Linked DNA regions of Homo sapiens: region 2 is linked to region 1. A link is a loop called in an ENCODE intact Hi-C map of the cell type or tissue named here. Cell type or tissue: HCT116. All regions are shown on one strand.

The links. Hi-C counts contacts between places; a loop is a spot of excess contacts. Peaks named below come from ENCODE experiments on the same cell type or tissue, not always from the same donor. Only the 100,000 strongest peaks of a DNase experiment are listed, where the experiment ranks them.
Region 2: a loop joins it to region 1, with 6 times the contacts of the local background. A loop is called at or near these places in 4 of 110 quality-filtered maps.

What each region holds. Positions count from the first base shown.
Region 1 is chrX:134,907,139-134,909,638 of GRCh38, forward strand. The region is part of intron 1 of MOSPD1 (motile sperm domain containing 1); the gene reads right to left. Among named protein-coding and RNA genes, the nearest start is that of MOSPD1, 6.9 kb to the right of the region's middle. RefSeq lists a silencer at 1,281-1,575 and an enhancer at 1,466-2,009. In HCT116, a CTCF peak has its summit at 1,533; no DNase peak of the experiment used is centred here; H3K27ac peaks cover 1,662 bases.
Region 2 is chrX:134,422,569-134,425,068 of GRCh38, forward strand. All of the region lies in intron 9 of PHF6 (PHD finger protein 6), which reads left to right. Among named protein-coding and RNA genes, the nearest start is that of HPRT1, 36 kb to the right of the region's middle. In HCT116, a CTCF peak has its summit at 1,224 (motif pointing right); no DNase peak of the experiment used is centred here.

The sequences.
Region 1 (2,500 bases):
AACTGCTTGAATCCGGGAGGTGGAGGTTGTATTGAGCCGAGATCGCACTACTGCACCCCAGCCTGGGCAACAGAGCGAAACTCCATCTCAAAAAAATAAAAAAAATAAAGTCCTGCTTCCCTGATGCTGACTACCACACATGCCCTAATCTGTAGCAATTGTCCCTGCTTATCAAGATCAGAGTTCTCAAAGGATGATCCAAAATTCAAGTCACAACTAAGTCTGCATTATCTTCATTTGTGTTTCCTTTTCAGTTTTATAAAGAAAAATCAAGAGACAATTTCACTTACTGAGTGGCACACACTATTTTCCTGATGATGAAACAGCTATAGTTGTCAGGAACTATTCATCAGGGCATTAATAATGAAGGTTTGCTGCATTCTTCCTCTCTGGACAGCAAAATTTTACTCATTTTTCAAAACCTAATTCAAATTCCCCTTCCCTGGCTGGGCACAGTGGCTCACGCCTGTAATCTCAGCACTTTGAGAGGCCGATGCGGGCGGATCACTTGAGGCCAGGAGTTCGAGACCAGCCTGGCCAACATGGCGAAACCCCGTCTCTACTAAAAACACAAAAAAATTAGCTGGGCGTGGTAGTGCACACATGTAATCCTAGCTACTCAGGAGGCTGAGGCAGGAGAATTGCTTGAACCAGGAAGACGGAGGTTGCACCCAGGCTGGAGTGCATTGGCACGATCTCAGCTCACTGCAGCCTCAAACTCCTGGGCTCAAGTGATTCTTCCACCTCAGCCTCCCAAGTAGCTGGGACCACAGGTAAGTGCCACCACTCCTGGCTAATGTTTTTAAAAAATTTATGTAGAGACAGGGTCTCCCTATGTTGTCCAGGCTGGTCTTGAACTCCTGAACTGAAGCAATACTCCCACCTTGGCCTCCCAAAGTGCTGAGATTACAGGCATGAGCCACTGCACCCAGCCAGAATGGAATATTTTGACATTTGTTTTGTGTGCATTAATTTTGACTTCTCAGTTAGATTTTAGGTATAATGCCATATTGTTGTTTGGTGGGATGCTTTTGTTTTTTGCACCCCTCACAGGCCCAAGGTCAGTGCTGGGCACTTAGCAGATAGCTAAAAGCTTATCAGTTATCCTACAGATGTCTACTAATAACTGTCTCCTCCACTGGGGAACATTCCCCCCACCACTCACCCGTCATAGCTGAACACACTTTGTCTATACAAGACAAGCAAGGGATCCTAATTAGAGGAGCAGTAAATCTTAAGTGGCTGCTCACCATGGGTTGGGGTAAGAGGAGAGCAGAGAGAATCAGCACTCCCAGTTACCTCTCTTCCCCTCTTCTCCCCTCCCCTCCTTCTGTTTCCCTCTGATTTTCCCTGGCTCTTCAGTGCCTAACTGTGCCAGCAAGCATTTAGAAATCTGAGGCTCCAACACACTTCTGACCTCACAGGCAGAGAGCGCAGCTGAGATCTGGTGATACAGGAAACTGTCTTGTCTTCCTCCCCTGTACCAAAGGCACAGAAAAACAATCCTGAATGAAATTATAAAGAAAACCTTATGTGTGCACACCACCTTGTGACCAGTTTGCAAACTACTCTGACACAAAAAGACGCATAAACACTCTGAGATATTCACACATGCCTGCCACTACCATCAATCCAAGGAGACCAGTACCCCAAAGTATGATGGTTTTTTCCATTTTCCTCACTTTGCATTGACCAGAGGAATGAAAAGATAAGACTTTGAGATAAACAGGAATCCATTTTACCACCATAGATACAAAACTTAGAGACCGTTAAGGAGCACTGAAACCACTTTCATAGCATTTTCTCATTTGCACCCTGCAACCTGTTTTTAGAAAGAGGAGGCTGCAGGCCGGGCGCGGTGGCTCACGCCTGTAATCCCAGCACTTTGGAAGGCCGAGGCGGGCGGATCACGAGATCAGGAGATCGAGACCATCCTGGATAACACAGTGAAATCCCGTCTCTACTAAAAATACAAAAAAAAAATTAGCCGGGAGTAGTGGCGGGTGCCTGTAGTCCCAGCTACTCGGGAGGCTGAGGCAGGAGAATGGCGTGAACCCGGGAGGCGGAGCTTGCAGTGAGCCGAGATCCGCCACTGCACTCCAGCCTGGGCGACAGGCGAGACTCCTCAAAAAAGAAAAAAGAAAGAAAGAGGAGGCTGCAAGAAGCAAGTGAAGTAAGTGGATCGAAGTTTGAAAACAGTTAAGGATGATTCAAAGTACAGCCCTCACCCAGAAACTGGTGACCCATCTGCTTGGTCACAGTGTACCAGCTACTTAACTATCTCTCCCTGGCTCTTGCTGTTTACTCTGATTAAGGTTCCCAGCTCCACCTTCAGGTCAGCTCCCTTTTATCTGGGCACAGGGGCTATCTCCTTCTTCCATACTCTGTGCAATCCTTGCCAATGACCAACTAAATACTAAATTGTTAAGAGCGATATGTTATTTTCCTTTAGTCTCACTAGCATTAAAACCTCCTTCCCTCCCACTTCATAAACTCAGTT
Region 2 (2,500 bases), 480 kb before region 1:
CCTAACTATGGCTTTTCTTCCTTACCAGCCCTTTCTGGGTCCTGACTGTATTCCTATTCGAAAGACTAGGGAGGGATAGATAATAATTTTTATTTATATTTATCCTGTTTTATTGTCTTTATTGTATTTTTAACTATTTCAATATGGATTTTTTTAAAATGTCAGCCTCCCACCATAAAAAATGGAGTTCTGTGACAGCAGGGACCTTGTTTGACCAGTTGACACCTGTAACCTTAGCACCTAGACTAGTGAAGGCCATATAAGGGCCTATGGGAAATATTCTGCAAGTAAAAAATAATCCCATAAAATAATTAAAAGTTGCTCCAACAACAAAGCACTTGTCCTGTTAGAGGGAACTTCCTATTAAAAAGACGATTTTCAAATGTAAGCAAAAACAGAATAGTATAACAAGTCCTCATATCAGCAGTTAGCAAGTTATTGCCACACTTGCTTTATCTATTGTTTATTTTCCTGAAGTATATTGTTTATTTTCCTGAAGTATATATATTAAAGCAAAATCCCAGATGTCTTGTCATTATATAATTATTATTCCATTATCACACTTTGTAAAATTAACAATTATTTCTTAGCATCATCTTATACCCAATCCATTTTCACATTTGCCCAGTTGTATAAAAAAAATCTCATTTTAGACTTAATTTGTTGAAATCTGGATACATGCAAGGTCCATCCATTGCATTTGATATGTCTCTTAAGTCTAAATACGGACATACTTGTCCCCTTACTTATTGAAGAGCCTCGATAAATTGTCCTAAGTCCCACATTCTAGATTTGTCTCTTTGCCATTTCATGATGCCATTTAACTTGTGTCTCTATCCCTCTCTCCCATTTCTTGTAAACTAGAGGTTGGTTCAGAAGTTTAATTAGATTCAGGTTATATTTTATGGGAAGATTCTTCGTAGGTGCCATTGTGTAGGAATCTCACTCTTGATATTTAAACTCATGATTTAAAAATTTAAAAAGAGGTAGTTCCCAATGTGTAGTATTTGAAGTGTACAGATTCTCCCTAGCTTTTTGAAAGTTATTGAAAATGTTTTAAGACTAAAAAGAGAAATAATGAACAAAACTAGATTAAAGTCAGTTGTTATTGTTGTCCACTGTGTCCTGAACCCCACCCCTGCCTTTTATTCTACTCAAATATTAGACCTAGTTTAGATAATCTATTTGTAACATGTGAATTCCTAGATGATTTTTTTCATCTATTGCTGACCACAAGAGGGCATCCAGTGAACATGTTCTAAGCATTCTTCCATTGTCGTCTTATGTATAATAGACATAAAACTGAGGAATCGCCTTACACTCATAGGTGGGAATTGAACAATGAGAACACTTGGACACAGGGTGGGGAACATCACATACCAGGGCCGGTCGTGGGATGGGGGGACGGGGGAGGGATAGCATTAGGAGATATACCTGATATAAATGATGAGTTAACGGGTGCAGCACACCAACATGGCACATGTATACATATGTAACAAACCTGCACGTTGTGCACATGTACCCTAGAACTTAAAAGTATAATAAAAAAAAAAGAAAAAAAAAACTGAGCTCAAATCAGCCTGCCCTTGTTTGATTGTCCAAATCACCTATATTACGATTTTTATTTAAAACCTAATGAATTTTAAATATACAATCTGTATACCCAAATAAAAGGTTAGAACCAAGCATGATATCAAATTAGCACTCCAGAGATAACTTTCCAGATTTAAAGGGGAAAACCTACCTTTACAATGGAGATAGCTGGTCATCACCACTACTTTAACCAAATGATCAAACATAGTGTCACCCAGTAGCAGGACATTTTGAAATTAGATGCCTCCTGAAATATGCAGGATTACCTACAGAGTGTCTTGACTGAAAAAGAAAAGCTGAACCTGAAGCTAACCAAGCCTTTAGACCTTATTCCCAGTGTATAGGAAATACAGGGCGAGAGAGAACCAAATAAAACAGTACCACAATTAGACAAGTCCAGAATTTGCTACAGTTGACAGACTGTCTGGTCTAATCTCATCCTAAAAAGTCAGTGTTGTGTAAAAACAAGAAGTTGGAAGGACCAGTCTAGATTAAAAGAGACATAGCCAAATGCAGTGCCGGAAAACTGTTGGATGGCTCATGTAGGTATTCCAGTGAAGGCTAGGATGCTAATAATGAAAAACCATTTGAAGAGTTTGAGTAAAATTGTTTCATCAAATGTGAGCAGAAGGCAGCAGTATAGATAGAATATATATTTCCTGAAATGTGATTTTAAATTAAATATATGAAACAAATTTATAGAATTTGATTATTTCATCAATATACCTGAAGGTTGGTATTTTTAAGTTGGCCAAAACTTTGCTTTTAATCTCATTGGGCAAAATGAGGAATTGCCTTATGATAACTGTCATCCTAAACCAGAGATTTTGTTTCAGATGAACTTTTATTATCTCAATAATAGTGTGTTTTCCTATCTGTTAGATAAAAATGGGTCTGTAACTAATTG